Regions from separate parts of the Mus musculus genome. Here region 2 is linked to region 1. A link is a contact called in ENCODE POLR2A ChIA-PET data. All regions are on one chromosome and are shown on one strand. Each heading gives the region's core, a stretch centred on a gene start or an enhancer-like site at or near the end of the contact. The rest is flanking DNA. Distances are from core to core; before and after follow the strand shown. Region 1 holds the start of Tubb4b (tubulin, beta 4B class IVB). Region 2 holds the start of Man1b1 (mannosidase, alpha, class 1B, member 1).

Region 1 (5,056 bases), core at 1,195-3,694:
AATGAATAAAGAGTTCACACTGCTCCCATGCTTTAGTGACTAAGACAGCTCTAAGCCACCTCCTCCTCAGCCTCCTCCTCAAACTCTCCCTCTTCCTCAGCTGTAGCGTCCTGGTACTGCTGGTACTCGGACACCAGGTCGTTCATGTTGCTCTCAGCCTCAGTGAACTCCATCTCATCCATGCCTTCACCCGTGTACCAGTGTAGGAAGGCCTTGCGTCGGAACATGGCTGTGAACTGCTCTGAGATGCGTTTGAACAGCTCCTGAATAGCGGTGCTGTTGCCAATGAAGGTGGCCGACATTTTCAGGCCCCGAGGTGGAATGTCACAGACAGCTGTCTTCACATTGTTGGGGATCCACTCAACAAAGTAGCTGCTGTTCTTGTTTTGGACATTAAGCATCTGTTCGTCCACCTCCTTCATAGACATGCGGCCCCTGAACACGGCAGCCACAGTCAAGTAGCGCCCATGTCTTGGATCACAGGCAGCCATCATGTTCTTGGCATCAAACATCTGCTGGGTGAGCTCAGGAACTGTCAGGGCACGGTACTGCTGGCTGCCCCGGCTGGTCAAGGGGGCAAAGCCAGGCATGAAGAAGTGCAGGCGAGGGAAGGGCACCATATTTACAGCCAGTTTCCGCAGGTCAGCATTTAGCTGGCCAGGGAATCGCAGGCAAGTGGTTACCCCACTCATGGTGGCGGACACTAGATGGTTCAGGTCACCGTAAGTGGGTGTGGTCAGCTTTAGGGTTCTGAAGCAGATGTCATAAAGTGCTTCATTATCAATACAATAGGTCTCATCTGTGTTTTCAACCAGCTGGTGGACTGAAAGGGTGGCATTGTAGGGCTCAACCACTGTGTCCGACACCTTGGGGGAAGGTACCACACTGAAGGTGTTCATGATTCTGTCTGGGTACTCCTCCCGGATCTTGCTGATAAGGAGGGTACCCATCCCAGACCCAGTCCCCCCACCCAGGGAGTGGGTCAGCTGGAAGCCCTGCAGGCAGTCACAGCTCTCAGCTTCCTTTCTCACAACGTCCAACACCGAGTCAACCAGCTCTGCACCTTCTGTGTAGTGCCCCTTGGCCCAGTTGTTCCCAGCCCCACTCTGACCTGTAAGAGAAAACAGTAGGTCACACTAAGTATGTGCCCAAGGGGCCAAATGACATGAGGTGACACTGAATAAAGTGTACAGACCCAAAACAATCTGCCATGTTAAAAAAAAGGGGAGAGGGGGTGCTGTGCATAATGGCACAAGCTTTTAATCCCAGCACTTGGTAGGCAGGTAGTTCTGAGTTTAAGGTCAGCCTGGTCTACAGTTAAAGAGGCCAGGCAGGGATACATAGATTGGGGATGGGGGGTGGGGGAGACCAGACGGAGATGTACAGAACACACTAGAGCTAAGACAGTAAATACTTCCAAAGGCACCCCTGCCAATGTTCAAGGAGAGTACAGGGCCCCTGCCACTAGGTCAGGTCTTCTCATACTCTCTACTAGCAACTAATCTACCCGCAGTCAGTTGGACCTTCCTCCTAAAGCTGCTTTCGGCCAAGGGATTGAGTGACTCAGAGGGCAAGAAAGTGTACACCTGGTGGCTATTAAGGAAGAACTTTAGGTCAGCCCCTTGACCTTTGAGCCTCATGGGTAGCAAGCCCGTCCACACCTCCACCACACTCACCAAAGACGAAGTTATCAGGTCTGAAGATCTGCCCGAAGGGCCCTGAACGCACCGAGTCCATGGTGCCGGGCTCCAAGTCCACGAGCACGGCGCGGGGCACATACTTGCCACCTGGTTGGGACAGGGGGACGTCAAGTGTGCTCAAACTGGAAGGGTGGTGAGGAGGATGGATGGGGTAGAGGAGCCTTACCGGTGGCTTCGTTGTAGTACACGTTGATGCGCTCCAGCTGGAGGTCGCTATCTCCGTGGTAAGTGCCAGTGGGATCAATGCCATGCTCGTCGCTGATTACCTCCCAGAACTGCAAGGGAGTCGGGCGTTAGCTGAGTCACGCCGGCCGGCCGGTGCGCTCCAAGGCAGCCCCGCCCCGGATGGGTGCGGCAGGCCCTCCCCCTCCCTCCAGTCTCAGGAGCGCCAGGGCGACGAATCCCTAAGGGCCGCGCACCGTCCGCCCCACCGACACCAGCCACCGGCGCTACGTCTCGGCCCAGCGTACGCCGGTATCCAGGACGCAATGAAGGGCGACGCTCCGGGCCGCTTCCGCCATCTTCCCCGGCTGGCTGTCCCAGTGGCGTCTGGCTCGCAGAAACCTAGCCTCCTACCTTGGCGCCAATCTGGTTGCCGCACTGCCCAGCCTGCAGGTGCACGATCTCCCTCATGGCGGCGGCGACTGCGGAACAGCTGTAGAAGAGGAGCACTTCGGGAGGAGCAGGCGCACAGAGTGCTACAACCGACGCTCTGCCAACATTTATATACCTCTTATGACCCGCCCTCGTCAGCACAGGATTGGGCTTTCAGAACGAGGCCACGAATTATCCTTGTCTGATTGGCTACATTTCCGTCAATCGAGCGGTCTGGGGCCCGCCTTCCCAACAATATACTCTCATTATTGGTCACGCTTGCCTACGGCTCCCCCTATCACAATCCCCGCCCTGGCGCCGCAGTGCTCAATCCATTGGGTGTTTCAAATGATTGATTTGCACTTCCATTGGCTGCCTCCTGGGAGCACTCCGAGAGCCTGACACTATTGGCTGCGCTGTTTTGGCGTCCTGGTAACCGCCGCAGTGCAGCGCGCGGGTGGGACGTGGAAAGCCAGCTTCCGGCTGAAAGGGAGGGGGCGACTTTTCAGAGCTTTGTGGGCTCGGGCGGCTTGGTAGGTCTGGCAGCTGCTGCGGGGAGAGAAAGGAGACGCGGGCAGGCATTGTCGATCCGGAACACACCTTGCAAGCCTCAAGCTGAGGCGAATTGAAACGCTAACAATAATAGGCTCTGGATGAGGCGCCGGGCCCTTCCGGGACGCACTGGGCAGGCGCGGGGTCCTCTGTCTCTATCTGTCTCTCTCTCTCTCCCCCCTCCCCTCTCCCCCCCCCCCTTCTCTCTTCCCCTCCCCACCCCACCCCTGGGAGGGCCATCCCTCCGCCCCTTCGGCCTCCCTAGATGTTGTGGAAACTTGCTGGCCAAGAGCCGGTTTCCTTGGAGCCTGAGTTCCAAGTGCGCACAGAGCTGCATGGAGACTACAGGGCTGGGCATGCCTGGCCATGACTGTTAGAGGGAAAAACAAACAAACAAACGTGTGCAAGTCCCTGTCCTGTAATGGAGAGCAATACATGTACATATTTCTTTTTTTTTTTTTCAGGGTCAGGTCCAAAGCACCCCTACCCCCAAAATGGTAGTGCTGACATTGTCCTAAACAGGACTTGACCAGGTAAACAAGCTTAAAAGTTTCTGTTTACCAGAAGAGCAGGTCTCTTAAAGTGATTTCTGTTCACCTTAACTTTAACCTTCCCTCCCAAGTCAGCTACCTCTCGAAGGCAAGTAGTTCTGAAACAATCCTTTTTCTCCATTTGCTCCCCCCACCTTGGCATTTTGATCCCCAATATCTTTCTGCCCACAAAATGGTCTAGTTGGTAATTTCTCTACGCCATTGCTTATGAGACAGAGTCGTCTGGCCTGTAACCTGGAATTCTGCCTTAGCCTCCAGAATGCAAGGACTACAGTTCTTAGTCTTCATGTCTGATGTGTAACTTTTTAAAGGAATATTATACAATGGGTCTGTCTCAGTCTAGCCACTTCTGGCTTTTGGAATGAACTACCTTCAAAACTAAGGGTGTTAGGCAATCCCTGTTGGTTGTGGTATCCAAGTACCTACCAACCATGTCACAGGAAAAAACCCCACCAGGACAAGCAGAGTCCTGTATCCTGAGCAGTGGCATTCTGTCGCTATATACAAAATGCAGTCCTGCCGGGCAGTGGTGGCGCATGCCTTTAATCCCAGCACTCGGAGGCAGAAGCAGGTGGATTTCTGAGTTTGGGACCAACCTCGTCTACAGAGTGAGTTCCAGGACAGCCAGGGCTACACAGAGAAACCCTGTCTCAAAAAAACAAAAACAAAAACAAAAACAAAAAAAAAAAAACCGCAGTCCTAGTGTTCATATTTACTATACTGACCAGGATCTCCAGAAAGATCTGACTGTCTTGTCCTTTCCCAGAAGGGTAGATCAGGAAGGGGGGGCTGAGTTCTGTGACCACACTGACAGGACCCATACATACCTCAGGAGGTTTAAATGTATGTAAGGTACCAGGTCACTTTTTGGCATGCTGAAGGTTATCTCAGTACCTAGAAATATCTTCTGAGTTAAAGATCCTGGACTCTACAGAGTAGCTTAGGTGCCAAGATGTCAACTATTAGAATCTCATAGCACACACCTGAGAAGGAAGCAGAAGTTCGGTATTTTAACACAAAGAGCTTCCTGGGTGTCTTGGAGATGTTTGGGTCCCAAGCTGGGCAGTAAATACAAACAACATAGCAAAAGCCCACCAAGGACAGTGGCTGCCCACAGCTGGCAGGGGAAGACACTCTAGGTCTTTACTATGAATCAAGAGTTCCCCTGTGCCAGTAGGCAAAGGAGACCCAGTATATCAAGAGGTCCTGGAACCTATAGCATGAGAGGGTGTGCATAGAGCTGGCCAGAGGAGCAGAGAAGCAAGGCAGAACGGGCTGTGGGAGCATCGGGTGCCTGCCCTCCCAGCCCAGTCTGCAGCTGTTGGAGGCCGCACAAGGAAGGCTCTGTTTACTGGTGGCCATGGTCCCACTGGGAGGGTGCATTACTGCCAGGCAGGAGCAGCAGGCAGACAGTCTCTGTGGCCTTAAAGGACCCTGTAGTCAGCTTTTGTGAAAGGCCTCCCCTCACCCCGGAAGGAGAGGTGCCAAGGTGCTTCCCCTGTGGACTAGGTCTCACTGACTCCCACAGTGGGTCTTCCAGAGACGCAGCCTGGCTCTGCCCCTCCTCTAGAACATCAGAGAACACCATGAGGCTGTGTAAAAGCCTTCAGTGGGTCACAAGAGTGAGTGAACTAGGGCTGCAGTGCACAGACCTGGCTC
Region 2 (5,056 bases), core at 1,900-4,399, 110 kb after region 1:
GAGTAGCCCTGGCTGTCCTGGAACCCACTGTGTAGACCAGGCTGGCCTCGAACTCAGAAATCCGCCTGCCTCTGCCTCCCAAGTGCTGGGATTAGAGGCGTGCGCCACCACGCCCGGCCGGTTCGGACCCTTTTGTTGGTGGGTGGGTGGTTTTGTTTGAGACGGTGCTTTACTACACATTTCAAACTGGCCTTAAACTCACTGTGTAGCTTAGATTATCCTCAAGCTCACAAAAATTCTCCCAACTCAACCACCAATTCTGACCGTGAAATCCCTCTGCCTTAACCTCCAGTGTGTTGGGATTGTAGGGTGTGCCACAGATTTAAAGTAAATTTCTTTATAGGTATTTCTCCATTTCCCACTTCTTGAGTTGGTTTTACCACCTTGTAACTTAAGAGTTTTTCTATTTTACCTAAGCCTCTTGATTTATGAGTACACTGTCTTCTATCTTGCTGTTCAGTGCTGGCAACCATTTGGCCTAACTGAAACTATCACACAGTACCCAAACAACAGGAAGCTATACCTTCAAATGCACAAGTGTTCATCATAGGCCACATATAAGATCTGACATATAAAAGACTTATGTCTCTTACAATCTATTTCTCTCTTCCCTCCCCCTTTCTCCCTCTTTTCCTCCTTTCTTCTCCATCCTCCCCAACAGGGTCTCATTCAGTTCTAACTTTGAACTTGAAATCCTCCAGTGTCAGCCCCCTGAGTATTGAAAGCACAGGTGGGGCTACAGCTAGCTCTTCCTCCAGTCTGCTAATGTGGAAACAGTTAAGGCTTTCCATCACTTTTTTTTTAAATAATTGTTTATTTATTTTATGTATATGAGTATACTGTAGCTGCCTTCAGACACACTAGAAGAGAGCATCAGATCCCATTACAGATGGTTGTGAGCCACCATGTGGTTGCTGGGAATTGAACTCAGCATCTCTGGAAGAGCAGTGAGTGCTCTTAACCACTGAGCCATCTCTCCAGCCCCCTCCATCACTTTTTTTTTTTTTTTTTAAGATTTATTTATTTATTATATGTAAGTACACTGTAGCTGTCTTCAGACACTCCAGAAGAGGGAGTCAGATCTTGTTACGGATGGTTGTGAGCCACCATGTGGTTGCTGGGATTTGAACTCCGGACCTTCGGAAGAGCAGTCGGGTGCTCTTACCCACTGAGCCATCTCACCAGCCCCCCTCCATCACTTTTATTGTAAAAGTTTATAACCAAAGTTTCAAATTTTTCAAAAATATATTACTTTTAATTTTATGTGTGTATGTACATTTGCATAAAGATGCTCACAGAGGCACCCTTGGTCTAGAGTTACAGGTGGTTGTAAGGTGCCTGATGTGGGAACCCTTGTCCTCTACAATAGTACACTCCTTCAAACCAATGAGCCACCTTTCCAGCCCCCCTTTTCATTTGATTCAACATTATTTTCTAATTTAGTTTGTGATTTAAAAAAAACCCAAAACCCTCTTATTTAGAGTGGTGTTTACGCTTTTCAAATATTTATTGATTTCTCACTTTTCTAGTCCAAATATGGCTAAAAATATGTTATGTGACCAAAATCTTTCCAAATTTATTTCGACTTCTTTTAGGTCTTATATATGGCCTATAATGAATTTCTGTGTGCTTAAAGGTATAGCTTCCCATTGTTTGAGTACTGTTAGACAAGACTTCACTCACTCTGGGGCCCAGGCTGGCTTGGAACTATGTAACTTCCTTACCTCTGCAGTGTTAAGAGTCTGTATATGGGCACAGACAGGTGTTGCTTTGCTTTAATTATGAGAAGGGCAAGGTTACTTCATCATTGCTCTCTGTGGCTGACTTGGTTTTCCTCTTTCAACCCCTTCAAGACCTTCAATGTCGCTAGATTCTGAACTTGGACAAGGATTTGTCCCACAGTGGCTTATCATTCTTGCCTGGCTTGAATTGGAAGATTTTCAGCTCCAGATTTTGTTTTGGTCTAACAAACTCTTCCTATTTCTTCCCTCAAAGGTTTATTTTTTTTTTTAACGTAGAGCTCTAACTAGCCCTTTGGTATGCCAACTGCCACCTCATGGTCATAAGCAGTAGCAGAACGTGGGAATGTGTAGACCTGGCTTGAGTTGGCGTGAATAGCCAACAAGAACTCCGCCTTCATTTTGGAAGATATGCAGACCTCAAAGTCATTGCACCATCTGCCATGGTTCCGAAAACCTACATTTGAGAGCACTATTGTAATAGCGATCTGTGAGGACTTAAAAGTAGGGAAGGGGCCGGGTGTGGTGGCGAACGCCTTTAACCCCAGCACTCGGGAGGCAGAGGCAGGCGGATTTCTGAGTTTGAGGCCAGCCTGGTCTACAGAGTGAGTTCCAGGACAGCCAGGGCTATACAGAGAAACCCTGTCTCGAACCTCCCCCAACCCCACAAAAAAAAAAAAAAAAAAATGTAGGGAAGGGGCGCGGGATCAGGTAGGTCTTCTGTAGGAGATTCAAACTAAATGATCGCAACGTAGGGAACTCTCCAAATGCTCAGAAATACCACAAGTAAGTTGGGAAGCAGCAGTTTCACCCACCGGACAGTGGGCAGTTTTGTCGTTTTGCATGTTTTCCTCGAGGGAACCACGCGCACGGAAAAGTGAGGTCGTTTTAAACCCGTTGCCGAGTACGTAGGTAGGGCTAGGAGCGGAATGGTCGCAGAAAGGGTCGCTCCCAGGCCGGAGCGACTAGAAAGGCCAGGCCGCGGCCTCAGGGCGCAGAGCCACCCCAGGACTCAGCCTCAGCAGGGCCGTCCCTTCCTCCGGTCAGGAGTTTTGCGTTTCACCTCCAGGCGCGCCAGGGTGATGCCCGCTCCCCGAGATCGAGCGCAGGACTCCGGCAAGGGTGATAGTCCACAACTCAAGCCAGACGTAACTGCAACAAAGAACACTTCTCCAAACCGTAGTCAGTCCGCCCCCAACAGGGAGTCTGCAGGACGCCTGCAATGGAGCGGATGCGCGCGATTCAGCGACGTAAGGACGCGATGAAATAACGTCAACGGCACAGGGGCGGGTATCGTGACGCCAGTGACCCGCCAGGAAATACCAGCACAAGGGTGTACGCAGGCGCGGTGCTTAGACTAGGGTTCTGAGCTTGCGCAACGACCGATAAGACGCGGCGCGTGCGCACTGGTGTTTAGGGCGATGGGCGGGGTGTGGATGCCTTCGTTATGGCAGCCCGCGGTCTTTCTCAGTCTTGGGCTTCCTGACGCCTCCAGCAAGCGAGGTCTTTTGGGCCGGCTTCGCAGTTATGTACCCACCGCCGGCGCCGCCGCCGGCGCCTCACCGGGACTTCATCTCGGTGACGCTGAGCCTGGGCGAGAGCTACGACAACAGCAAGAGCCGGCGGCGGCGCTCATGCTGGAGGGTGAGGCGGGGTCCGGGCTGGGGAAGCCTTACCGAGGGAAGTACCTAGCTGGAGCGTTCGTGTCTCTTCCAGCGTCCAGAAGTTTCTGTGCTGCGTCTGGTTCTCGCAGCTTGGGTTTCGGTGTGGTTGCTTCCCCTGCCTAATGTCAGGTGCCCTGGGGATCCTGAGCTGAGGGGGCAATGAGCACAGCCCGTATGGTCCGACGATGCCTGAGCCAAGTCATGGGGATTTCAGGAGTTTTTCTCCAGTGCACGTGCAGCTGGACACATGGTGTACAGATCTTGTGCCATGTATGGGATGGTGTGCTCTGTCACCTCTAGCACTGTTCTGTCAATGTAAACTTTGCTGAGAGGGAACTTACCTGCCCTCAAGTAAGGACAAGCCTTACATAAGGGTCTCTCTGAATTGCTCTTTTAACCGAATCTGTGACAAGTGTCATTTTCCCGGCTCTTTCTTAGAAATGGAAGCAGCTTTCGAGGCTACAGCGGAATGTGATTCTCTTCGTCTTGGGCTTTCTGATTCTCTGTGGATTCCTGTACTCTCTTCATACGGCTGACCAGTGGAAAGGTATGAAATACCAGTGGTGCTCGAGCAGAGGAGATGCAGGCTGAGGTCAGATACAGTATTGCAATCCAGATAAAACAGTACCACAAGGCATGTGGTGACAGATTGGCAATAAATACAGCAGAGGGGAAAATGTGGAGCCCAGTATGACCAACTGGTGTACAGGTGACCCTGTAGGTCTTTGGGCCAACAGTGCTGTCCCTCCCCTCCCCATCAGTCTATAGCAGCAGATCAGCACTAATCACATGTCCCTACCACGTGGTACAGTGTGTTTGCCTGGGACCAGTGGATATCCTGAGAGGATCCTAGGATTCCTTCTGGGCTGCTTTAAGGTTGGAAACCCAAACATTGCTTCAGATTGCTCAAGTCAAGCTGCCTGTTTGGGCACTATTAAATTGATATGTTGCGGGGCTGAGGGGGTTGTTGTATGTTGTGTTTAAGGACACACTCTGCCAAATGCTTGAAAAAGAATTCAGCCTGGAAAAGACTGTGGTCTTCACACTTGGGAAATAGAGGTAGGAGGATCAGGAGTTGAGGCTAGCTTGGGCTACATAAAACCCTGCTCAAGCTGGGAGGTGGTGGCGCTTTTAATCCCAGCACTTGGGAGGGAGAAGCAGGTGACTCTGAGTTTGAGGTCAGCCTGGTTTACAAAGCCAGGGCTCCACAGACAAACTCTCTCCAAGATACAATGACACTAACAGCAGATTTGATTCCTCTGGGCCTTCTTGAGTTCAGTGCTTCTTGGAGGTTTCACTACCTGAAACAAATAGCACCTGTTTAGACATCTGTTCTGGAGCCTGTAATGGGCCTTAAGGTGAAAAGGTTTGCTTCCACAGCTCTGAGTGGCAGACCTGCAGAAGTAGAGAAGATGAAGCAAGAAGTCCTGCCTGTCTTACCAGCGCCTCAGAAGGAAAGTGCTGAACAAGAAGGGTTTGCAGACATACTCTCTCAGGTATTTCCAGTAAGGGCTCTGTGGGTTGTCACTGGGGTCTGTTTTGGAGCACTCTAGGTTGGTAAATGCTACCCTCTCTTCCCTGTCACAGCCAGCCTCACACTGGCTCAGGTGAGGCTGACTGTATGAAGTTGGGCAAGAAAGAGGCAGACATTTG

What was found. ChIA-PET counts read pairs that join two places held with the same protein, here RNA polymerase II (POLR2A).
Region 2: POLR2A ChIA-PET joins it to region 1 with 10 read pairs in Patski. The contact joins the promoter of Man1b1 here to the promoter of Tubb4b in region 1. POLR2A ChIA-PET finds 5 or more read pairs at or near these places in 3 of 5 experiments (Patski and embryonic stem cell).

The regions. Positions count from the first base shown.
Region 1 is chr2:25,222,258-25,227,313 of GRCm38, forward strand. It overlaps Tubb4b (tubulin, beta 4B class IVB), which reads right to left and starts at 2,445. Exons shown (of 4, transcript NM_146116.2): 1 at 2,277-2,445; 2 at 1,867-1,975; 3 at 1,677-1,787; 4 at 1-1,111. The coding sequence starts at 2,333. The coding sequence ends at 51. Fam166a (family with sequence similarity 166, member A) reads left to right here. Exons shown (of 7, transcript NM_026624.3): 7 at 1-24.
Region 2 is chr2:25,329,594-25,334,649 of GRCm38, forward strand. It overlaps Man1b1 (mannosidase, alpha, class 1B, member 1), which reads left to right and starts at 3,150. Exons shown (of 13, transcript NM_001029983.2): 1 at 3,150-3,383; 2 at 3,842-3,950; 3 at 4,784-4,899. The coding sequence starts at 3,267. It overlaps AA543186 (expressed sequence AA543186), which reads right to left and starts at 2,978. Exons shown (of 2, transcript NR_027448.1): 1 at 2,555-2,978.